Linked DNA regions of Mus musculus: all the other regions are linked to region 1. Evidence: chromatin loops called from intact Hi-C (ENCODE). Cell type or tissue: left cerebral cortex. All regions are shown on one strand.

Evidence for each region. Hi-C counts contacts between places; a loop is a spot of excess contacts. Peaks named below come from ENCODE experiments on the same cell type or tissue, not always from the same donor. Only the 100,000 strongest peaks of a DNase experiment are listed, where the experiment ranks them.
Region 2: a loop joins it to region 1, with 3 times the contacts of the local background. A loop is called at or near these places in 15 of 42 quality-filtered maps.
Region 3: it touches region 1 in a loop (4-fold over the local background); 27 of 42 quality-filtered maps call a loop at or near these places.
Region 4: a loop joins it to region 1, with 4 times the contacts of the local background. A loop is called at or near these places in 12 of 42 quality-filtered maps.
Region 5: a loop joins it to region 1, with 5 times the contacts of the local background. A loop is called at or near these places in 5 of 42 quality-filtered maps.

What each region holds. Positions count from the first base shown.
Region 1 is chr9:118,037,871-118,042,870 of GRCm38, forward strand. It overlaps Zcwpw2 (zinc finger, CW type with PWWP domain 2), which reads right to left and starts at 2,989. Exons shown (of 9, transcript NM_001378466.1): 1 at 2,349-2,989. It overlaps Azi2 (5-azacytidine induced gene 2), which reads left to right and starts at 2,652. Exons shown (of 8, transcript NM_013727.4): 1 at 2,652-3,088. In left cerebral cortex, CTCF peaks have their summits at 2,462 and 2,666; DNase peaks (open chromatin) are centred at 2,511, 2,967 and 3,381; H3K4me3 peaks cover 2,306 bases; H3K27ac peaks cover 1,447 bases.
Region 2 is chr9:118,503,403-118,508,402 of GRCm38, forward strand. It overlaps Golga4 (golgi autoantigen, golgin subfamily a, 4), which reads left to right and starts at 2,916. Exons shown (of 24, transcript NM_018748.3): 1 at 2,916-3,155. The coding sequence starts at 3,084. In left cerebral cortex, a CTCF peak has its summit at 2,837; DNase peaks (open chromatin) are centred at 2,809, 3,833, 4,132 and 4,984; H3K4me3 peaks cover 2,763 bases; H3K27ac peaks cover 2,215 bases.
Region 3 is chr9:118,487,380-118,492,379 of GRCm38, forward strand. Gm33460 (a long non-coding RNA gene) reads right to left here and starts at 2,400. Exons shown (of 5, transcript XR_871343.1): 1 at 2,222-2,400; 2 at 1,705-1,899; 3 at 1,395-1,558. In left cerebral cortex, CTCF peaks have their summits at 1,035 and 2,486 (motif pointing left); DNase peaks (open chromatin) are centred at 1, 374, 499, 1,018 and 2 more places; H3K4me3 peaks cover 753 bases.
Region 4 is chr9:117,900,438-117,905,437 of GRCm38, forward strand. No RefSeq gene overlaps it. Among named protein-coding and RNA genes, the nearest start is that of Azi2, 140 kb to the right of the region's middle. In left cerebral cortex, a CTCF peak has its summit at 2,754; DNase peaks (open chromatin) are centred at 2,774, 4,723 and 4,927.
Region 5 is chr9:116,423,987-116,428,986 of GRCm38, forward strand. No RefSeq gene overlaps it. Among named protein-coding and RNA genes, the nearest start is that of Gm31559, 34 kb to the left of the region's middle. In left cerebral cortex, a CTCF peak has its summit at 2,453 (motif pointing right); DNase peaks (open chromatin) are centred at 2,459 and 3,430.

The DNA of each region.
Region 1 (5,000 bases):
AATTACGTGTTGAGATGGCTGATTGTGGGGTGTGTGGGACGATGCATGGAAGTGAGAGGAACTCAGGGGGCCTCTGTCTGAAAATGGCTCTGCAGAAGCTGGCAGGTTACTTTTTTGCTATTTCCCCCAACTGGGAGCAAAAATCAGCATTCTACTGTCTCCCTCCTGGCTATAGACTCCTGTAATCAGACACCTGCGGTCAGACACCTATCTCCAAGCCTTTTCCCACCTTCACCCACTGTACCCTGAGCCAAAATAAACTCTTCATTCCTTAAATTACTTTTGTCAAGGTTTTTGGTTTGGTTTGGTTTGGTTTTTGCTATAGCAATGATAAAGCTAACTTATACATCAAGTTTTGTTATGTACCAAGTTTTCTACTTTTGGCAGTATTTTAAAACTGTTTTAGTAGTAGATATTTTTTTATTAAAAACATCCACTTCCTGCCAGGCAGTGGTGGCGCACACCTTTAATCTCAGCACTTGGGAGGCAGAGGCAGGTGGATTTCTGAGTTCGAGGTCAGCCTGGTCTACAGAGTGAGTTCCAGGACAGCCAGGGCTACACAGAGAAACCATGTCTCAAAAAAAAAAACAAAAAAGAAGAAGAAGAAGAACAGGAGGAGGAGGAGGAGGAAGAAGAGGAGGAAGAGGAAGAGGAAGAGGAAGAGGAAGAAGAAGAAGAAGAAGAAGAAGAAGAAGAAGAAGAAGAAGAAGAAGAAGAAGAAAGAAAGAAAGAAAGAAAAAAGAACAAACAAACAAACAAAAAAAACCCATCCCCTCCCTAAAGAACTTAGCCTGTACACATGACATGTAGAGAAAATGCCTCTAAAACAACGCTAATTAAATGCCATTGAAGATGGTATTAACATGAAAAAACTCTGCTATTACAACTCAGCAATTCTGACACTTTAATTATGTTAAGGATACAGTACTTACAACATAGAATAAACTACAGAAAAATGATTTATAGAGTGGTATGGTGAAATTTCAGTATACAATTTAAATCTACAAACTCACTTAAAACTTTATTCCTCTAAAAATATGTTGTTATTGTTTCACTACAGTATTCTTCAGATACCACACTTTAAAAAAATAAAGTTGGGCTAGAGAGAGGCTCAGTGGTTAAGGGCACTGCCTGCTCTTCTAAAGGACCTAGGTTCAATTCTCACCACCTACATGGAGGCTCAAAACTTCTGTCAACTCTTGATCCAGGGAATACAACTCTTCTGGCTGTCATGGGCACTGCATGCACATGCACATGCACACACACACACACACACACACACACATGCCAGCAAAGCATAACACACATTAAAAACAATGAAAAACAAAAAGGTTTTCATTGCTCAAACAAGGTATTATCAAAATAATACCTGTACTAACCCTAAAAATAAATATTTGCCCCTAAGAGAGCTGAGCCATAGTCGTAACTTATATCAAGGTCCATATTTTTTGATTGTTCAAAACCAAATATACTCCAGTGAAAAAATTATCTACCCATAGGCAAAAACTATATACTCAAAAACCTTCCACAGAACACTGACAGAATTTAAGTTTTCAGTTGACAAAATAATATAGTGCCAAGAAACATGAGCGTTCTTAGTTGTCAATAAATAAATATTAACTATAACTATGACTCTCACATTACTTAACCAGAAATAATCTAGAACTTGTGCTCCTTTTTCTGTCTGTGACCCCCTAAGATTGCAATTAATTTGTCTATGCCTCACCATACAGTTCAATGTTCTAGCATGCACAAGGCTTCGGGTTCAACCTCCAGCACCGCATTGCTTGGTAATGTATAAACCCAAAACCTTGGAGTCAGAAGCAGGAGGTCAGAGAAAAAAAAATTCAAGACTTTGAGGGTAGCCTGGGCTACTTGAGGCCCTGCCGCAAATTTAAAATTAAAAAACAAACGTACAAAAATATGAAGATTTAACAAACTACAGACAGAGAGAATTATAGATGACTAAAATTCTTCACCCGGTGGTGGAAACAAGTGTGTTTGTGGCCATTCTGGGATGCATAAGACTCTGCCTCAAAAAACAAACAAACAAACAAACAAACAAACCCGGAGGATTATCACCTAGAAATAACCGAGAGAGGAGACAACTCTAAGAGCCAGAACAAGTCAAGAGTTGGCCATGGGCTCCTTTTCTCCTGCTACACAGAAGAGCATCCCGGAACCCCCATGAAGTCAGTGAGCGACCTTGCTTCAAAAGATACCCAAGGAGACCGCCACGCGACCCGAAACACGGGGCCTGCGTGGATTCCAGGGGCCCCAGACACGCATCAGCTCTCGGGTTAGCACCACGGTGACAGGCGCCTCTGAGCTGAGCAGCACGGACCCACCTCACGGAATCCCAGTTGCCGCTGAGTGGAAAGGACGCGCTAGAGGGCGCCCTGAACGCGCGCCTCAGCCCAACAGCAGCCAGCCTGCGACGCTGTCTCAGCTCCACTCCGCCTCCCCGCGGCTGGGCGCGACACCTCACCCGCCGCGGGGACCACTGGGACTGGTAGTACGTACGCCCCGCCGCGGAGGCTCACGGGACTCGTAGTGCGCCTCTGCCCTACCGCAGAGGCTCATGGGACCTGTAGTACGCCCCGCCCCGCTAGAGCGCCACTTAGCGGCACCCTATATAGTCTTCAGGTCCGGCTTCCGGTTTCGTCGCGCTGCGCTGGCACCCAGCCTGTGCGCAGCGGCGACACCTTTGTGGGCGGCGGGGCGTTCGTAGACCCTTCTAGAACCCTCTAGGCCTCGCCGCCCCTGAGCGGGGCAGCGGGCGCCGGCGACCCCGGAGTTGACGCGCGTGCTGCTGGGTAACGGGCCTGTTCCGGCGGCCCCGGGCCGCCCCTGCTCGGTTCCTCTGTGACCTCCAGGGCCCCTGACTGCGGGAGCCGCGGCGGAAGACATGGGACTCCCTCGGTGCACCTGTGACGGCCACCTTGACGGGGGAAGCGGTGGCGTCTTCGAGGAAACCGGAAGCCCGTGGTGACCCCTGGCGACCCGGTTTGTTTTCAGCCGGCTTCCAAACACTGGGGAAGCGAAACCCGGTGGCCTTGGGGACCGCCCTACGTAGCCAGGGTTCAGGGTGAGTGGATCGCTCGCGCTCGCCCGGACGGTGGAGACAGCCAGGAGGGGCCTGGTGGCTGTCGCCTGGCCAGACGCACTTCGCTTTCTGTCCCCGGCGCCCTTCTGCTGTTCAGAGCGGCCCAGTCTAGCATCCCTGGTCCCTGCCATCCCACAGCCCCGCTTCCACGGGCTTTTTTTTTTTTTTTTTTTTTTTTTTTTTGCCTTCCCGCTCGGGGATTGCTCAAGTTCGGTCCGTGCTCTTGACTCGCTGGGAACGCTTTCAGTTTTATTTCCTGCACTGGGGTGGCATTTATATCGGAGAGGGAAAGAGGGACGTGGGTAGTGCCGGTGGCGTCTGGGAGTGACCATCAGTCTAACTTGCATGTTTCAGTCCCGTTTTCCGGCTGGGTTGCAAGGCAGGCTAACAGTGGTCCTCCTCGCAAGGAACTCGGAATACTCAGAAAGAGAGATAAAATACCCATGGAAGCTACTAGAAATCAGAAATACCATGTGATGATCAAAAACATTGACATACTGAGACTGAAATTGACCTCTAATCCTTAAGTACAGAAGAGCCACCCCACCCCCGTTTGAATTTTAAGTTGGATTGAACAAAATCTTAAAACAGTTTCATTTCTAGTTCTCAAAAAATGTTCTCCTTACCCTGTCTGTAGTGATCACTCCATCGTCTTAAATGGAAAACAATTGGAATTATTCGCTGAATGGCTACAGAGTGTTGAATGCTCTAGGTTTGTAAATGGACGTTTTCATGTAAATGCGAGAGATTCATTGATGTCTAAAAGGCAGCTTGCTGTCGTGGGAATGCCAGTGGATTAGATGGATAGCCCAGATGTGTAAGCATCGAGTTTTCCACTTCCTCTCTTGAGGAGAAGGCTGCTTACTCTGACTTTCTCCTTCCCCCTTTTCTGAAGTCCAGGGCTTGCTTACCCTCCAAGGCACCCAGTTATAATTTCTAAGAGCTAGGCTGGCTCTGAAGTTGACAACTTAATTTGTATGTTTAATTACTTCATCTGTAAATTGAAGAGTGCTTACCCATCTTAGTGCTTTTTTACATTGATTTAATGAATTCTTAAGAACAAGTCAGGGGGTGGTAGCACATGCTTTTTTAATAATCCCAGCACTGGGGAGTCTTGAGTTGCAGTCTAGCCAGTGCTACAAAGTGAGACATCTTCAAGAAAAAAAAAAGGGGGGGGGGGGGGAGCACAGTTTCTAGCATATAAGTGCCTCTAGCAGAAGTGCTTCGGTAATGGTACCAGAGCATGCCATGCTTACTGAGGGAAATAATATGATTTTTAAAAAAAGCTGAATAGGATGAATATAACTTTAATGCCACATTCTGAATTGAAGTTGTTTTATTGTCAGGAAATAATTATTAACAGCATTTATGTAGGTGTTTAGTTGCATTGAAATACATTATTTTAGATAAGGAGTGGAAAGAAGGCTGCCCTTGGATTGCTTGGCCGTAAAAACTAATCTCTGGGCTTACTGCATTCAGTGAGTCAGGATCATAAAAATGAAAGCTGCCATTTTTCATATTATATATCTGATATTGTTTTTGGACACTTAATAAACTGCAAAGCATTAAGCTACTAAGGCACATATGTTTAAGTGCTGGCGTCATTAAAAAGGGGCACTTCAGAATCCCTCTTAGAGAAGCAAAAGCCATTCCTGCCCCTAATTATTTAAAGTGACAAAAGAAAAGGAATATCTTGTAATTTATTCGTTCTCCGTAAGATTTGTTCTTTTTTTCTCCACTGTTTCTTAACTGACCCGTATGAAGTAGGTTCTTGGATATCCTGGCTTTTCAGAGATAGAAAGCCAGTGGAAATTGTAAACAAGACTCACTTCAGGGAGTGCCCAGGTGTGATTACAGACAAACGCATTCACTTTTCTAAGCCTCCGTTTCCTCA
Region 2 (5,000 bases), 470 kb after region 1:
CCTGCTGGCTTCTAGTGTCCTTTTCAACTTCTCTCTGCAGTGTTTTTACATCTTTCCTTGCAGGCATCTCTTGCTCTCTGATTGGCTCTCCTCCTAGGTGGCCTGTTTGTTTTGTTTTGCTTGGTTACTATAAAGGGAATCCTCTCCAGATTTCTTCCTCTTAAAGTTCACATCATTGGGATGTTGAAAACTACAGATTATTGATGTTCATTTTATATCCTATGGCTTGACTGTAAGTATTTATTTCTTCAATCTAAGAATTCAGATGAAGTCTTCAGGGTCTCTGAGATACTGGATCACATCTGTGAATAGGAAATGTTTGACTTCTTCCTTTTCTGTCCGGATCCCTTTTCTTTCTTTTCTCTTAGCGCCCCATGCTGCACTCCCAACTCTGCAGGACATGTTTCCTGCTCTCCTCCATTTAGAATAAATTTAGAGTTTAGATGTTTGTAGCGTGTAGCTTTAAGAGCTTTTGTTTTCCTGTGTGTGGGTATTTCGCCTGCATTTCTGATTGTGCACCACATGTATATCTGCTGTCCTCAGAGGTCAAAAGAGAGTCTTAGAGCCCCCAGAACTGGAGTTACAGATGGTTGTGAATCACCATGTGGTTTGGGTGCTGGGAACCAAACCAAGGTCCTATGCAAAAGCATCGAATGCTCTTATCTGATCTGTATTGTGTTGAGAAATTTTGTGCCTTTGTTCATCAGGGAACTTGGCATGCAGTGTTCTTTGTGTGTGTGTTCTTATCTAGTTTGGGCATTAGTGTAATACTAACGAGCTGTGCTCCTTCCAGGTTGTCGAGATTGCCAATTTCTGAAAAGTATGGTAGAGTTCAGCTGTGAGCCTGTTTAGTTCTGGGCTTTTCTTTGTTGGTGGACTCTGCTACTGTGTGTGAGGGAGAATTGTGGAGATCAGCCACATCTGGACAGCCCTCACATCTGGACAGCCCTCACATCTGGACAGACCTTGTTGGGCTACCCAGGCCACGGTCTGTCAGTCAGACTAATACATCCCATGTGTCTATATATCCACTCCATTGGCTCTGCTCCTTTAGAGAAAGAACTCTGACCCAAACACTGCCCATCTCTAGTTTTATTCATGTGGAATCACCCCATTGGTTATTTTTGCTAGAGTATTTCTGTTTGCTTGTTGTTCTTGTTTTTTTGTTTGCTTGTTTGCTTGTTTGTTTGACACGGTTTCTCTGTCTTAGCTTTGGCTGTCCTGGAATTCACTCTGTAGACCAGGCTGGCCTCAAACTTAAGAAATCCAAGTGCCTCTGCTTCCTTAGTGTTGGGATTAAAGTTGTGCACCACCACCACCGCCATCTGGTTAAAATGTAAGCTCTCATAACCTTTCCTGTAAGCAATTCTGTGGAGGCATTGTCTTGTTTAATGATTGATAGTGTGAGGGTCCAGCTTAATGTGGGTGGTTCTACCCCAGGTAGGTGGTGTTGGGTTGTATAAGAAAGCAAGCTGAGCGATCCACTGGGAACAGGACAGCAAGCACCACTCCCCCTTTGGCTCTGCTTCAGTTCTTGTCTCCAGCTTTCTGACTTGAATTCTTGCAGGCAAACTAAGACAAGGTAGTATATATGCCCAGAGACAGGACTCCTTCACTTAGGTTTTTGACTACGAATCTCCTCCTCTGGCATGTGACTGGCATTGGAAGTCTTGTGGGACTGAGGCCTAAACCTGTGGATCTGGTTTTCTCTGTCTCTCTGTCTCTCTCTCTGTCTCTGTCTGTCTCTGTCTGTCTCTGTCTGTCTCTGTCTGTCTCTGTCTCTGTCTCTGTCTCTGTCTCTCTCTCTCTCTCTCTGAGTCAGGGTGTCCCTATGTAACATAGGCCCATCTGGCCTGGAACTCGGAGATCACCTGGCCTCAGCCTCCCAGGTGCTGGGATTAAAGGTGTACACCCCCATGCACCAGTTCTTAATGTTCTGTTCAAAGAATCAGAACTGAATGGATGCCATCCAGGTAGTAGCTTGTGCAGAACCCAGAGTTTCGAGGTCATATGGGTCTTTGTGAGCAGAGGTTTCAGAAATATTCTATGTTGTGCAAGTGTAGGGGGTTCTCAGCAGATGGAAAAGTCTAGGTAGGGGAAGACAGCTCCTTTGGAGTGCAGCCACAGATATTAAGCACTAAAGGCAGATAATTCTGACTAGGCAGAAAATTGTGCACCTGTAGGCCTCAGCTATTCTGGAGGCAGGAAAATCACTTTAGTTAACAAATTCAAGGCCAGTCTGCCTAATTCAGCCAGACTATTTATGTTTGAGACAGGATCTCACTGTAGCTCAGACTGGCCTTAAATTCATATAGGCAAGAATGACCTTGAACTTCTCGTCCTACTGCTTCTACCTCTGGATGCTGGGATTACAGGTATACACCATCACACCCAGTTTATGCGATGCTGAGGCTAGAGCCAATCCTTCCTGCATATGCTAGGTAAACAAACGTTCTACACCCTCAGCCCCAGATTTTCTCTTTAAACCAACCAACCAACCAACCAATGAACCAATGAACCAACGAACCAACTAGCTGGCCAACCAGCGAACCAACTAGTCATCTATACCATCCAACCCACTATCCAAAAACCTTTCGAGAGAATTCTAAACGATCGTGCCACACGACACTGAATACACTTCTGCATTCCTAGCTCTATCCTCTCTCACCCCAGCCTTCTTCACTGTGGTGCTCAGTGGTGGGATGCTCCCTATTTGACAGCACAGCTCCAAGACTCCCGCTAGAGTCAGCGCAGACGCCACTGTGCACGCGCGTTCACCCGCACCGCCTCCATATTGTCCGCCGCGGCGCTCCGTAGCAAGCCCCTGGCAAGCTCCACGTCGACCGCGCAGGCGCCCGGGGCGCGTTCACCTGCTGCCGTTGTCGCCGCCGCCGCCGCCGCTGACGGGGCTGGATGGGGGGCCGAGGCCAGCCAGGGGCACCCAGAAAGAAGAGACGCGGCGGCGGCGACGCCGACACCCGCACGACGAGCGCCCCGAGGTGCCCGCCAGCTCCACAGGAAGGCGGCGAGGCCCGGGCCCGGCCGCCCCGCGGGTAGAGACGCTGCCGGCCCCTCGCCGCGCCATGTTCAAGAAGCTGAAGCAGAAGATCAGCGAGGAGCAGCAGCAGCTGCAGCAGGCGTTAGCCCCTGCTCAGGTACGTCGTCCCCCTGCGCCGAGGCCCGGGAAGCGGGCGAAAGTTCCCCATGACCTTTGACCTCCGCCCCAGGAACACCCCCCCCCCCCAAACCGTAGCCCTGGAAGGTTTGGGACCACCCAGCCGGTGTAGGAACCCTGGCCTGGTTTCTCCCAAAACTCCGTCCCTGTGCAGGGTGACGGGACCGGTCGGGACATTTGACTTCGGAGTTTCCCCTCTAAGGACCGACCCGGTCTGACAGATGGGTGCGATGGGTTCGGGTCCTGCGTGGGGAGCTTCTCTCGCCCGTCAGAGACCCTGACTCTAGAGTGGTGACGGGGGCGGGGCAACCCAGATCCTTTGTGATATGTGACCTCTGCCCTCTGCCCCATATATGACCAATGTCCTCTGGGTTCCCTGGACATCGCACCCGGAATGACCAGGTCCCTGTAAGTCTCCTGCTTCCAAACCCTGATCGAGGCAGAGAGTCGAGCCTGCCCGGGCCAGGCTGCTCGCAGGAGCCGAGGGCGGCGGTCCAGCGACCAAGCCTGTCACGAGTTAGTCACTTCGTGTAACTTGGGTGATGGCGGACAGGGCTCAGGGGCAGACACTGAACGGGACGGGCACCGAGCCTGTCAGCAACCGGGCTCTTGCATCTTTTCTGGAAGGTCGTTGCTTTTTAAGGGAGTATGGTTTCGGGCTGGGAAAAGGGGGCGTGTTCGTGTTAGAAACAAACTACCCCTCTCCAGCACTCAGGGTGTGAAGGACGGGAGGGGAGGGTTTCTGCTGAATCTCTCCCCAGTCTCCCTGAATATCAGTAGATTGAACACGAACGTCTTTTCTTTTATGGTTAGAAACCTGGAAAGCCCATGGCTCAAGAAAGGTCGTAGTTTGGCTAAGTGGGAAGCAGTTTGGGTGTTTAAATATAACGACCCAGCATTCTGTTTCTAGAAACATAGTCTGAGAAGATTTAGGATGCAAAAACATTTAGTTACACGATTTCTTTTTTCTTGTGTGCGCGCGTGGGCAGGTGGCAGCCAGAAGACAACCATGGTGTCGTCATTCCTCATCCCTCGGGCTTTATTCTTTTTATTTTACTATTTAAAAAAGATTTCTGGATTTCTTTATGTGAGTGTCTTGTCTGTCTGTATGTCTGTACACTGTGTGAGGCCAGAAGATAGTGTTGGATCCCAGGGAACTTGTCATGCATGGTTGAACCATTATGTGGGTTGGTCCTCTGCAAGAGCAACAATTGCTCTTAACCTCTGAGCCATTTCTCCAGCACACCCCCTGGCCTGGAACTCACCAAATAGGCTGGGCTCAATGGCCAGCAGGCCGAGGGAATCCACCTTTCTGCCTCCTGAGCACTGGGGTACAAGAGTGTGCCACCACAGCTGTCTTTTTTAACCTGGATTCTGAGATGGAAACTCAGGCAAGCATTTTACCATCTGAACTGTCTTGCTAGCCCTGGCGCTGTTTTAATGGTAGCACTCTGGGGCCAGTAAAGAATTGGCTGGATACATTCTTACCAGGGGGCTGATTATTATACAGCGCTAAAAAGAAACAACGTTGATTTGGATCTCTGCTCCACATTTATTTAGTAGTTAGTATAGATTACTTAGACCTCATAAACCTATGAGGTAAATATTATTCCTCCTATAGATGAAAATGTGATGAGACCCAAAGGCAACTGCTACATAGAATCAGAGCTGCAGGCAAATATTGTCTACATAGACTGAGAGATGCTACAAGAGACAAATTAAGTGCAGCATATGAATTGTGACCCACTTTTTATGGCAATAAGAAATGTATTTTTAGGAGTGAAGCACAGCAATCTTCCACTGTAGCACTATAGACCCTCCCACT
Region 3 (5,000 bases), 450 kb after region 1:
CCCAACCTAGTCAGTACCAACTTACTGCACCCACGTCCAACGGTTGGTGTATCTGGAGTGTCAAATGATGCTCTGCTGTTTCTGTCTTAAAAAAAAGAAAAGAAGAAAAAAAAAAAAAGAAAGAAAGAAAATGCTAATCGCACGCCGGGATAAAGAGGACTCTGGCCCTAGTCTATTTCAAGTCTTGTATATTTTTGCACCGTACAGTAAAAAGAATCCGGTACTTGTGAAAAGTCCCTCACAGTGTTTAATAGAAACGTAAATGGCTGAGTGGCCCCAATTAACACCTTGTGATAAGGCATTCCTAAGATGGAGTGTCAGACACCAAATTGTGAAGAGATGTATCTAATTAATCCTCCTAGGATGACACCGATAAACAAGCCTCCATTTAAATAAAGATCAAGGTCTGGGAACCCGGCCGGCTTGTTTACACTCCCCACCCGGGCCCTGCGCGCTTTTGCGCGGGCACAGGGCCGTTCGCCGGCGCGAGGCTGAAAGAGCGGCTGGGGGTGAGTGGAGGAGTCTGCCGGGTCGCCCAAGTTCGCTTGTCCTCAGCTCTTGCTATAAACAAAAACATTCACTTAAACAGACAAACTGAACCGGACGAGTAAAACTCGGCACAAACCCAAAAAGATTCGTGGTTGGAAATATGTATTCGTCGCTAAACAGTCTGGTTTTCTAGATAAAAAGGAAAGGTATAAAAAAGCGCGTCAGCAATCCCCGTATTCCTTGTTTTACTTTGGGGGAAACTCGGACCAGGACCTCCCTCCCTCGCTCGCTCCCTCCCTCATCCCGGCGCAGGTTACTTCTCGGTGGATGCAGGTTTTCTATGCCTCGGTGCAAAGGTCAAGAATTACTGGGTGGAGGGTTGTGCCCCTGAGCGTGGGCGGGAGGATACTTCCGATACCTGGAAGGAAAACCGGGGAAGGCGGGAAGAACCCCAAAAGAGTTTGGGGTCCAAAGGGAAAGCTGCTGGTCAGTTGACCTTCATCTTGACCGGTGTTCCGGCTGCGGTTGGAGCGGGCTCACCGCTGTAATTTATGACTCAACCTCAAGGGGTGCTGATGCTCCAAATTTCCTGTTAGTCTGACCCTGTTTCCCTCCTTTCTAACTAAGCTTTAAAGCCGGAATGAAGAAGGCGGGAGGCTCAAACCCGAGTAGAGGGTGGGTGTGGGGGGAAGACATGCAACAGAGGCAGAGGGAGGGAAGGAGGGAGAAAGGGAGGGAGGGAGGAGGAGACAGAGAGAGAGACAGACAGAGAGAGAAAAAGAGAGGCAGAGAGGGAGAGAGAAGAGAGAGAGAGAGAGAGAGAGAGAGAGAGAGAGAGAGAGAGAGAGAGATCCCTGCAGGTGTCTTGGAAATGCTGGCGAATGGAAAAGTCCCAGATACTCTACCCACATTCTGCCGCCGGTAGGGACACTAACTTCCTGGCTTTAAAGTCCTGGCTGTTTACACTTTCGGACGTTGCTTCCACATGCTTCCTGGGACGCGCCTCCGATTGTCCTCCACTCCGCTGTGTTCAGATTTCAAAAATCACGCTTTCACCCGGTGGAGATTTCTAAACAACCAGACGAATTTTAAAATCGCACTTGAAAAGAACAAACAAACAAAAAGCAAAAAAACAAAACAAAAAACAAACAAACAAAACCCTATTGTTGCTGCACCCGAAGGAACCCCTCCACACTCCCAGCCACACCCTCATACCTCAAGTTTGGAATTTCAGACAACAGCTTGAGACTGACTTGAGAGGACCCGTCCTGCTGTGGTCCATGAGGCTAACCGGATCCCTTCCCGCCTGCGCAGACACCAGGCGGGCTCGCTCCGGGCTTGCATCAGGGCCGCCTGGGCGAGCCCAAGGTGGGCTTCATTTCTTCAGCGCTCAAGCTAAGCGATCACAGTCTGAAAGTGTGAAGTGGCAGACACCTTCTTTTCACTTTGCTTTTTTCTTCCTTCCTTCCTTTCTTTTTTTTTTTTTTTTTTTTTTTTTTTTTTTTTTTGAGACAGGGCCTCGAGCAGCCCTGCTTGTCTTTTAACTCGGCTGGGGCTTGGGGCGGGGTGGGGGGTTTAACTGAGGATGACTCTGAACCCTTCATCTTCCTGCTTCTCATTTTTTGAGACAGGTTCTCACACTAGGCTGGTCTCAAAGTCAAGGTCATCCCCCTCCTCACTTCCGGTATGCTGAGATTACAAGGGTGAGCCACCTCGGGGGAACCTCACACACCTCTTTGGTCCTGTGCATGGAGCACACTCATGCAGCTCTCCAAGAGAAAAGTTGGGTCCCCAGAGTACTCAGTGCCAGATGAAGCTCTGCCGCCGATGCCCGCCAGGGTAGCTGTTTATTTTAGGCAGCACTCACACCCCTAACCCTTTCAAACACCCAAAACGTGCGTTTACAAAGCCGGGTCTCGGGGTGTGGATGACTTCCCAAAGCTCCCTGCCTGGGCCGCTCTGCTTCCAGCCGCGGGTGCTCTCCGCCATCTGGTGGCCACAGCGAGTAACTCTCCCAGCTAAAAAACAAACCGATTTCTTCCCACTAGACAGAGGGCAAACCCCGTGTAGGTATCTTTGTTCATCCCAGCTTACAGTAGCTTACATGCTTCTTAGAATAGGGAAGGAGCCCGTGATTTAGACCCTTACACCAGTTTTCTTGGCTGCAATGTCTGCCGCTCAGGTTTGTTTCCTCATGCAAGGGTGACACGGAAGGGTTTGTCTGTAGCTAGGCTGGCCTCAGACTATTCTTGGACTGCCTCTGCTGCCTGAGTGCTGGGGTTAAAGGCAGGCATCACCGTGCCTGGGTTAAATTCCTAGTTTGTTTTACAGCAATGATCGTTATTGCATGTTAACTGAACATACTAGGGGACTTCACTAGTTCATTTCCAAACATACACTTCAGTCATGCCATCCTCCCAACTACATTTTATCCCCATCTCTCACCCACATACTCCTTCCCAAAGATCCCTGTACCATCCGGGTCATTTTCTTTGCTCCTAGTCCTAGTTCCTGCATGTGAGAAGAAACTTGAAACATTGTCTTTCTGTATCTGGTTTATTTTTCTCCAGACGATGACCTCTAGTTCCAACCCTGTAAATGGCACGCTTCCTTCTCCATGCCTGAGTAATTCCATGTTGTGTAAACACACCATATTTTCTTTATTAGCTAATCTGTTGATGGACACCTAAGCTGACCCACGGCTTGGCTACTGTCAGTAGAGCAGCAATAGCTGCAGGTGTACGTGTGTCTCTATTTTATATATCTCTAGTTTGAAAAAGGATTATTTTTTGTTTCTAAGTGCATGCCCCCACATACCCATGTATACTGTGTGCATGCCTAGAAGATAGCATCAGATCCCTGGGAGCTGCAGTTACAGGTGTTTGTGAGCCATCTGATATGGACACTGGGAACAGAACTGGGTTCTATGCCAAGAGCTGCAAGCACACTTAACCACTAAAGAAACTATTGCAGCTCCCCAGCTGCCTTAGTCAGGGTTTCTATTCCTGCACAAACATCATGACCAAGAAGCAAGTTGGGGAGGAAAGGGTTTATTCGGCTTACACTTCCATACTGCTGTTCATCACCAAGGAAGTCAGGACTGGAACTCAAGCAGGTCAGAAAGCAGGAGCCGATGCAGAGGCCATGGAAGGATGTTCTTTCCTGGCTTGCCTCCCCTGGCTTGCTCAGCCTGCTCTCTTATAGAACCCAAGACTAGCAGCCCAGAGATGGTCCCACCCACAAGGGGCCTTTCCCCCTTGATCACTAATTGAGAAAATGCCTTAGAGTTGGATCTCATGGAGGCATTTCCTCAACTGAAGCTCCTTTCTCTGTGATAACCCCAGCTGTGTCAAGTTGACACAAAACTAGCCAGTACACCAGCCAATGTAACTTTTTATGAATGTAAGATCATGTACAGTTAGACACCTTCTGAGTCCCTCTGCTTCAGAACTACTGTTATGAACATCGTATAAAGGGAAGTTACAAAGAAGAATCCCATTCTGGTGTTTGAAAACCTTATCATCCCACCCCACACCCTTTAATGCAGGCATGTCCCACTGCAGGAGCTCCCCACCTGCCTGGGTTTCAGAATTGCTTTAAGAAGCGTTTTCATAATGGAGTGTATTTACAACTTAGGCGCAAAGCAGAGAGTGACTGACAAACTGCATGGTAATCGGAAATTTTATCATCCCAATGTTTTCCCTTGAAAGCAGTCTTCTCTCAGGCTCTGAATCTTTTGGATATCTGTGTTTGATGGGTGCTCCTGTAAGCTTTCTTACAATCGTGCATATTTGCATCTCATGACTAGAGAGAGAATATGGGGGAAATAAAACTGTAAGCCTGGTACTTCCGAGCTTTAGCAATCCCAACGGCTCTTACAGATTTGTTTCTAACACGGAATGAACACTGGCTCCAAATGAACAGTATAGAGAAAGTGCCTATGATGGTTGGCTTTCATTGTCAGTTTGGTACAGTCTAGAATCACCTGGGAAGAAAGTCTCAGTGAGGGACATTAGGTTGGCCTGTGGGCAAGTCTGTGGGTGAAGTGTCTTTATTAAGCTTACCGATAAGAGACAACCCAGCCCATTGTGGGCAGCATCATTCCCTAGCAGCCGCCTCCCCTCCATCCCCCACAAAACTGTATGGGAGTAGAGAAACAGAGCTGAGCACAAGCAAGCAAGTGAACACCCATACATTTAGTTCTCTCTACTCTTGACAGTATGTGATGTGACCAGGCCACTCAAGCTCCTGCCCCTGTGACTTTTCCACAAGTAATGAACTATAACCTGGAGTTGTAAGCTACAATAAACTCTTTCTCCTGTAGAGAGAAAGATTCTGAGATAGAGCCAAGAGGGAGATTTGTCCCAGAAAATGTGAGGAGCTAGACACATGGTACCTGACCACAGGTAACCAGACTTGTGGCAGAATGTAGGCTAAAATAAGTGGGATATTTTAAGTTAGGTCTAGCCATAGAAGAGCCTAGCCATATGGCCAAAGTATATGTAAGTATG
Region 4 (5,000 bases), 140 kb before region 1:
GGACAGAGTTGTTCTATGGCTTGGGAAACTGTACAGCCCCCGTTACCAAGAATCAGGACCAAACAAAACCAAAAATAAACCTGCTGACATCTCTATTTTATGAAGTGGTGTGCCCTGTTACCCCAATGGAGCCCCAGAGGTTGGAGAACCAGAACAGAAGCCTTCCTTCTCCACAGCTGAGACTGAGAGCCCCAAATCAAGGGACTGACCGAAGCCCACATGGCTGATAAGGGACAGGAATGGAAATCAAGTTCTCACTCCCTGTCACTCGACTGCCATGCAGATTTGAGGTACAAGCAATCAGTCTGGCAGCCAACTCAGGTTAGTGCCCACTTACTTATGACAGATGACTCAGTCGGGGAGGAGCACTCACGAGGCTCCGCACCACATGTGGCTGTCCTTTCCTAAGGACAAGGCCCTTCATCTGAAGGGGCGTGTGGAGGCCGAGGGACAGTGTGAACTAGGCGCTGACTTTACTTCACTCCTGTCCCTTTGCCCCTGTCTTTCTCCTCTGTGGGACCGTTCGTTCTCTTTCCGTCAGACTGGCTCCACATTGCTAAACTAACTCGGCTGCACAGCCCACTGTGAGCTCCTCACCCCACTCAAAGCCAGCACAGTTTTATTGACGTAAGTCAGTCATGGGATGACTGGGTGACGGTGTTTCCTACTGAGCTCAGGATTTGATCTCACTTTTTAAAAGCTTACTACCTTCATACCTAGAGCAAAATGCAGTCCCAAAATCTACACTTTTAGAATTTGCCTTAGAGTTTTGTTAAGTGAATCAAAAGGACTAAAGTGATTCAAAGAAATGAACAAAAGAGGAGAGCGAGGAGGCCTAGGGACCACCTCAGAACTCAACAGCGGCATTGTCCTACAGAGCCAGGAAATCCATCTGTCGCTGTCCCTTTTGCTACCTGTGTACCTGCTGTTTGAAATGTGGCCAGTATGTCCAAAGAACCAAATTTCACATCTTGTTCCATTTTAATAACTTAACAGCCTCATGAATCTGGTGACTGTCACACTGAGCACAAAGGGTCTCTGAGGTAATTGAAGAAAGAAGCAACTGGAATATACCCTGTATGGAAGGTCAGGGTGAGCTGTGGCTTCTATTTGTACAGAGGCGCAAATATATTTTCTAAGCAGCCGGGACTTCAGTTCCTACTGAGAAAAGAGGTATCATTCTTGGAAGACCACCGTGGTGAGCTGGTGGGAGAAAGATTGGGGCTTCTGGGAACGGGTGTCTGAATCCAGGCACTGCCGACATTTTAATGACTGAATTCCCACTCACGGCTGCAGGCTTGGCACCACTTTTGGACTATTAAAAGAAACTTGTATGAGCCTGATAGGCACTGCAAAGAACAACTGCAATCCCAGAACTCGGAAGGTAGAGGCAGGGGAATCAGGAGTTCGAGGTCACCTTCAGCTATGTGTCAAGTTTGAGGCCATTCTGAGCTCTTGAGTCCCTGTCTCAAATAAGACAACAAAGAGCAAAACAAACAAACAAAACTCCACCGCAAACAGAAGTGAGACAAGGAGAGACTGTGGTGATGGGGAAAGCTGAGAAAGCAGGCGCAGACCCTGAGGTCTGTGTGCCCGATCTGGGTAAATAACAAACGCTAGTCCCGGGCATGCAGCATAGGAAAGGGTGAAGCCAGGAGGGCTGGCTGGCTCTTTCACTCAGACTTATTTTCAATCCATGGCATAAAAATATTTTTCTTTACCCACCTAGCAGAATAACTCTGCTATGTAAATGTTTCTGTGAACAAATTCAGGTTGAAATGAAGAAAGAAACTAAGGCTTCCTGCTTCCTGCAGGCGATGGTGCGATGAGAAGCTACAGAATCACAAAGAACAGGCTCTGTCCTCGGGGAGGGGAGCGGTGTGTGCGGAGACGGGAAGAGTCTAGGTCCTCACAGAGCCAGTGATAGAAAGGATAAGAACCTGCAGGGGCAGAACGCCGACACAGCAATCAGGGGTACGCTGTACGGGAGTTCCAATCATGGCTTCCGGGTGGAGGGAGAGGAACCAGAAGCCACATCCTGTAAGTCAGGTGGCGCTTGGTGACGAGATACAGATCGCTCAACCTACAGGAAGAGCCACAGCTCTCTCTAACAATGAATCCACTTGAGGATCTTGGTAAGACAGTGACTTCACCAGCGGAATGGGCTGGCAGTAGAGAGGATGTCCATTTTGCCATTCCCGGTGGTGCCACGGGGAGAGAACCTAAGGTTTAAGAGAGCTACCCTGTGGGCATGGCTAAGGAAGCTGGAGGTCGGCCAGCCTGGGAGACAGCTGCAGGACAGTGGGAGAGAGCAAGAACCTGACACCAGCTCAGGCATGCCTTCATAGGCATCCTGCACTCGGCTCCATCCTTGGTGGCAAGGACCCCGTCACCTGAGCATAAATGTGGACCCAACAGCCCCTGATGTCACAGGGTGGCACAGCCTCTGCAGCTGCCTCTTCTGCTGTTCCTCCCCTGGCTGCACATGGAGCTCTGAAGCACCCATGGGGTACTTGACTTCCACAGCCTCGTCCCTCGAGGAAGGTGCTTAGCGTTTCGTGGGCTTTGAGAGCAGTGGAACCATTAGACCCTCCGCATAGATCTCAGGACTCTGTCTGCACCCCTCCTCCACTCCAGACACACTCCGGACGGAGGATGGCCCCTGGCTATTAAACTAGTCACTTCCTAAAGTATGACATTTGGAGTCTTGGAAGCATGGGCAAACCTGCTCTGGCCCAGAGACTGCAAAACTAAGTGTGGCCAGCAGAGGCTCCTGGTACACAAAGAAAGGAAGGAAGGAAGGGAAGATGCTCTGTCAGACATCTGGGGCTGGCCCAGTTAAAACTCAGCAGCAGCCTAAATGACAGAAAAGACAAGAGTCCTGGAGTTCAACTGACGCCAGCCCTGCCTCCAGCTGGCAGACTCCATTTTGGAGGAAGTCACTGCCATGGGATGTGTCTTGCACATGTTTCTTTTTTACTAAAGGTTAGCAAGATTCTCACTGTATCTTATTGCATAAACACGTGTGTTTTTATTTTTATTCCTCTCCCAATGTTAATTTTATGCATTTTACTGGGACATCAGAAGTCTTTAGACGCCCCGCTCTGTTCCCTCCCTCTTTGTAACACTTGTCCTCATCTGTCTCCTGCCCTTGTGTTCATTTATTCCCCTCGTTTCTCTTCCATTTTCTCCTCTCCCTGACCTTTATTTGACTTCACTGATACAGTATTTTTACATGTGTCCCAGGGCTTAGGTGTGACCCTAAAAGTTCCCATGTTGGAAACTTTGATATCCATTTGGCAGTTTGGGAGGGGAGGCCTAATAGATGAGATTAGGTTATGGGGGCGAGGGGCGTCCTCAAGCCACACTTAGTGCCTGTATCATAGCAATGATGCTGGTTTTGTGGGTGTTTAGCTCTCTGCTGGCTTGACACAAGCTAAAGTCATCTGAGAAGAGGGAACCTTAATTAAGAAAATGCCTCTACAGGATCAGGCCAAAAGCAAGCCTGTAAGGCATTTTCTTAACTAGTGATTGGTGGGGGAGGGTCCAGCCCACTGTGGCGATGTCCTCTGTGGGCTGGTCCTGGGTTCTCTCAGAAAGCAGGCTGAGCAAACCATCAGGAGCAAGGCAGTAAGCAGTGCCCCTGTATGGCCTCTGCATGTGCCCCTCCAGGTACCTGCCCTGTCTGAGTTCCTGTCCTGACTTCCTTTGATGATGAACTGTGATGTGCAGTGTAAAACAAATAGCCCCTTTCCTCCCTGCTCTGCCTTTTGGTCATGGTGTTTTGTGGCAGCCATAGAAACCCTCAGTGAGATCCGCCCTTGCCTCTCATCTCCCCTCTGTGTGTGCTCATCGGCTTCCTGGAATAGGGGGAGACACATGAGGTCCTTCCCAGAGGCCAAGGAAATGCCAGTGCTGGCCTCGTGGACTTCCTCGCCTTCAGAACCATGAGCCATGGTAGCCCTCTTTCCTCTGTAAATGTTTCATCCCAGGAATCTTGTCTGTAGCTCAGAGACTTGGTGTACTTGAGAGGACACAGAGTCACAGGAAAGGCACTGATGGCCGAGGTCGGTTACAGGGCCGACAGTAGGAGTGGCCAGCTGGATGGTTGGGACCCAAGCATTTGCTGGTGCTCTGAGGTCCACAGCTGACTGGTAAGTAAGTAGAATTTAGGTCCCAGGGCCCCTGTTGGTCCATGGACAGACAGGCTATTAAAGGGGAAACTGGGGAAATCCAACTTACCCTAAAATTCCACCTGTTTGATTAAAGACGGACCCCAGTCTGATGGCTACCTCACCCATGAGCAGACACTGGGAAGCAGGCATCTTGGAAGGGTGCCCTTAAATAGTGTGAACAGAGCAGTTGCCAACAGGTAGCTGTCCCCTGGGTACGTGAGAAACTCAGACATGTGAGGCGCTCAGAAATGAGAACAGAAGAAGAACAGAGACAGGCAGCACACAAATTAATCTGAAAGATTTGAGCCTGACCCCCCTCCCCTCCCGACCGATGCATTCCTGAGAGGGCGAGGCAGGTGGACGGCATGGGCTGAGGCTGCTCCTCAGGTTGTGATTGCTGGGCGATGGCTTCATCTGGAAACGGAATCTCCTGCGCACTGTGGTTCTCTGACTGCGCTTCTCATCTCACTTCAGCTTCTGGACACAAGACCTGCTTAGTGCACACTGAGTGGGCTGGAGCAGAACACGGCTGGCACCACCCCCTGAGTCATTCTGGTCCTCACACCAAAGGTTCCAACTGTGGCAATCAGTCTTCTGACCATCTACATCAGTCCCCCAGAATGACCCAGATAATCTGCTTGGCCACACTGTGGCCCAGTCACAATTCACATCAGACCATCTGGTCACTGTGTCTCCTCCAAGGGTAGCCCAGGAAGACCATCTGCTTTAAAGCTCTGTATGTCCTGTCCAGACATACAGCAAGAGCTGAGGCCGGTCACACACGCAGCAAGCCATTCTCCCCGTGCCTCTGCGTGAACCACCGAG
Region 5 (5,000 bases), 1.6 Mb before region 1:
AAGTTGCTGCACTGCAGTGGGATTTAGCCTTTGTAGAACACACAGCACACATCTCTGTTCGCAAGCATTTTAGACCTTGATTGACGGGACCGTGGGAATCATTTTGTGGCTAATTTTTGCATCTCTAGTCTTTAGCACAGTGACAGTTTCTTGTTTAATTTTCAGTGACTATTCTAGAACAACGCATGATAATTAAAGCCCTTAGCAGGATCTATCAGAGATTTTTACGTTAGAGAGCCCATGATCTATTGAGGAAGATTCATCAGCCAGTGGTATAACACAATGAATTTCATGGTATAATATGTACAGGCGATAACAAGGGGCAATCACATCCTGTAGGCTAGCTCTGGGGAAGGCTCCTGAGGAGCAGAGATAGCGGGAATGCACCTTGAAGGGTCAAGGAGAATTTACCCAGAGATGGGAGTGGAGGACACAGCCAGCTGCAGAAACAGACTTTAAATATAGACAGAGCGCTCAAAGACAACCAGTGCGTGTCAGAGAGCGCCTAGCCCTGGAGTGGTGGAGCCAGAGCCAGAAGAGAAACCTGGGCAGGAAATCTGAGCCAAACTGGAAAGTTTGATATGCTGTGCTAAGAAGGTTGAGTTTTGTTCCTTCTTGGTGGCTTTAAGCAGAGAAATGACAGGATCTGTATTTCTAAAATGCCAGTGGCCGTATACAAAACTGGATTCTCAAGGAAGCAAGTGAGTAGGGGCCACTTGCAAATGCAATGTGCTGAGATAATGGGGAAGTGAGGGGGGGGGTTGTGCTGAAGGAGAGGGAGGGAGGGAGGGATGGAGGGAAGGAGGCAGGGAGGGAGGGAAGGGAGGGAGGGAGGACCACACATCCCTGAGGAACCTTCTAGGTAGGCACAGATAGAATGGGGAGGCAGACTGGAGAGTCTCTGTACACTCACAGTATCAACTCCTTCTTGCAGTTTGGAGTTTGTTTAATTGTTTGTATAATCCAAGGTGGCCTTGAATGTTCATTTATCATTTTTTAAAGGAGAAGCATATGTCTGTCTTTGAATTTGGGACTCTCATTAATCAGTGGAACCATCCCTGCGCGTTCCCTGACTTCTGTCTATGGTCTTTATGGGCGCTCAGACCCCTGCGCTCTCATCACTGAGGAGAACGGCCATTGACTGTCTTCTCAGAGCTCATCTGAATTAACTTTATATCCCTTTGTAAAGGATGAGGCCAGGGTAGAGAAGCAGCCGAGAGGCGGCCTGAGAGGCAGGTCCTCATTGGCTCCTTGTTCTTCCAAGTGAGCAATTTGCCTCTTTAGAGACTCCCAGGCATGAGTCAGAGCTCTTCCCGAATCACAGTTCTCAAGAGAATGTTTCCACATGACCAAAACACAAAACAAACAAAAAGCAAAACAACAAAAGCAACAACAACAACAACAAAAACCTAGAAACAAAAAAGCAAAACCAAAACCTAAAAAATCCAAACCCGAAACAAGAAGCTCAGCAGAGGAGAAACGAACAAACTTCTGTGACAGGAGAGGAAGGGCCAGCAAAACTGTGGTCTTTGACAGCATTTGTGAGCATAGGTCACACAGCGCCACATAAAGCTAGACATAGATGTGTCTGGGAAGAGAGAATCTCGACTGGGGAATTTCTTCCATCACGTGAGTCTGTCTACAGCGCCTTTTATCACTTAGTACTTGTGGTGGCACACGCCTTTAATCCCAGCACTTGGGAGGCAGAGGCAGGCGGATTTCTGAGTTCAAGGTCAGCCTGGTCTACAAAGTGAGTTCCAGGACAGCCAGAGCTACACAGAGAAACTCTGTCTCGAAAATCAAAAACAAAAACAAAACAAAACAACAACAACAAAATCACTTAGTACTTGATGCAAGCGGTCCCAGCTGAGCGTGGGTACAGGACTCCTAGGCAGGTAGACCTGGCCTGTATAAGAAAGATAGCTAAGCATAGGGGAGGCCTGCCAGGGAGCGCTCCTCCATGGTCTCTGCTTCAGTTCCTGCCTCTAGCTCCTGCCTTGACTTCCCTCAGTGACAGACAAAGACTGAAAGCAGAAGATGAAATAAACCATTTCATCCCCAGATTGTTTCCGGTCCCGGTGTTTTTGACAACAGCAGAAAAGCCAGCAAGGACAGCATCAGAACAACTGCTTAAAAATCAACAGAAACGGATCCTTACTTTCATCTCTACTTCTAAAATGCTATAAATTGAAATATGTAAACTTTAAATGTTTAAATAGCCCCGGTAAGATCACCCTATCATTTAAGTAGACAACTGTTGCTTCTTGCCCAACTAGAATTAAGAAGCTCCAAAAATTTCAGAGAGGCAAGAGTCTCTTTCTCCGGTACAAGAAAGAGACATTTAACTGTGGCCTTCCAGCATCTTCCCACTTTGGCTGCTTCTTTGGAAATAAAAATTTTATTCCCCTGATAATTTTGTGCCGAGTGGTGATTGTCAAGACATCGGCCAACAGGTGGCGCTGCAGGTCCGTGTCAACGTAATTACGAGGCGCCTCTGGTTTTGTATAGAAACAGAAAATCCACCTGTCCTCCACAGGAAATCACAGGGTCTCCTGGAATAGCCTAAAAGGCTTCCAATAAATATAAACCCCAAGGATTTATAGCACTTCTTACTGCTTGCCCAGAGTCCTGTGCTAGAGAAAGGACTACCCGAAAAGTTTGACACTTACAGCTGTTTAAATATATAGGAAAGGGGCAACGCGTAGAACTAAAAGTCAACGTTCCAGCCTGGGATTATATAGCATGATTTACAGATGTCGTGATGAAAACCAGGAAGGATGTTACAGACGTTGCAACCATTTGAGTCTCACTGTTCACCGGCCAGATCTGCAGTGCTGAGCTTGAACTTGCTACCCAGCCCAGAATAACCGTATATGCCCGATCCTCCAGACCCCAGTTCCCAAGTGCTAGGATTAAAGGCATGCAACACCGTGCCGGGTTCTAAGTGGTTCTGGAGCTCAAATCCAGGGCTTCTGATATGTTAAGCAAGTATTGTATCTGGTGAGCCACTTCACCAGCCTGCAGAACTGCGGTTCGTAATCAGAGACGAACGGTCCTATTTGATAGTATTCTTAACTATAGTTGAACGCAAGCAAGCTGCCGTTGTTGTAAAAGGAGAAACCAAGATCCAGCAATGGGCAATGCCAAGACTGTTGAGTAGTAGGTCCTAAATCCTAGAGGTCTGGCTCAAACTTAGCTCAGAGATCTGCTTGTCTATGCCTCGTCAGCCCTGGGATTATGAGCGAGTGCCACCATGAACAGCCATTTTTATGTGGGGTGTGAAGATTGAACTCGGGTCCTCCTGCTTGCAAGGCAAATGCTTTCCTGACAGAGCTATCATCTCTCCCGCTGGAGAAACACCTTCTTCCGACACACCCTTTACTTCCTGGACAAGTCACACTACAGAGAACTCCTCTAGAGTTTCTTTGTTCAAGAACAGCCTTTGAAGAGGCGGCTGTTTAAGGCTTCAGCCCACAGAAGAACGGAGGGATAGGCTGAGCTGTAGTGGGGGAAGGGAGGCCAATGCTGTTTCTTCCTGTTGGTCACAGAGGAGGGAGCAGTTTTACACATTCCTGTGGCCCTGACTTCTGAAAGGACTTCTTCAGAGACTGCAACTTGTCCAGATGCACAAAGACCATCTTCACTTGGTCTGGTTTCTAAATTGCTCTTGGTGGGAATGTCTTCCGCAGCTGCTCGAGAAGGCTGAGCCAGCTGAAGACCAGGAGGGAGTGGCTCTTCAGTCATTATCTTCCTTCCAGAAAAAGCGATTTAGGGAATCCTTTAACAATAGAAAACTGGGCAGTTGTGCACAATTCAGTGCTTGGAGGGAGAGGCACAAGTTCAAGGTCACCACTGGCTGCACACAGTTCATAAAATCTACTCCTACCCCAAATCCCCCCAAAAAGGAGAAAAGAGAAATTGAATGCTCTAATAGAGAATTTATTATCTGCTAAACTTTAATCAATAATAGCTAATGCGTTAAATCATCGATTTTTTTTTCAATTTCTTACTACAATCTGGATGACCGGACTGGGTTTGTTTGCTTGTGAGAGGTGTTGGAGAGCTGAAATCCATCCTTGCACACAGTAGGGCAAGTCCTTGCTGAGCTACACCTCTGACCTCTCCAGAGTTTGAAGTTTGTTTTCTGCTGATAAACTCTGAGATTCATACTGGTGAAATTAGTTGTCCAAGGTCACAACTTATAAGGAGCCAGCACATCCCTGCAAGTGACTCAGACCACTGCAGATGGTAGGACCAAGTCCCATCCTCAAATTTGTCTGATTCCTTGCTAGGGTCTTATTTTTGGTGGTATTTGTGTTGGTGTCAGTGTATATGTGTGCCTATGTGTGTGCACATGCCTCGGTGGGGGGTAGGGTGGGAGGATGGAGGGCCTGAGACTGTAGAAGGAGATGATATTTTAAAGTGCTAAGCTCGGGTGTCTTACACTAAAGCCTGGCCCCTTTCGATGGATCATCTTGTTAATGTATTCCCTTTTGGGTAAATCTACTGTGATTTGATGGGGAACTGCATCACATGTTAAATAAAAAGCCTACAGTGTGTAGCCTCATTATGGCAACACAAAGCCTCCTTTCAAAATCAGACATCTGGGCCTCTGCAACCCGAGAGGAGAGTCTGTCCAGCTTCAAAGATGGGGGAGCCTGGCAAGGCAGACGCTTGCAATATGATCCCCTACTTTTGCTGCCCCTCAGAGAATCTCTCCCTTTGTTCCTGAATGGAGGAGTGAAAAATCAGAGCAGTCTCACTTCCCTTTGCCCTGGTTCTGTGCACTCCGGGAAAGTATCGCACAGGTGTGTATTGTAAATGTTTATATTGCCTACGAGGAGAACGGAGACAGCTTTCCAACTAAGATGGGAGTTTGCACTGGGTGATTCAGTTTCATGGTTTTTCCCTGCCTCTTTCCCAGGGAGTACCAGGCAAGAATGTGAACGACGATGTGTCACAGAAAGCCTGCATCCATATCCTAAGAGTTCGAGTGCTGA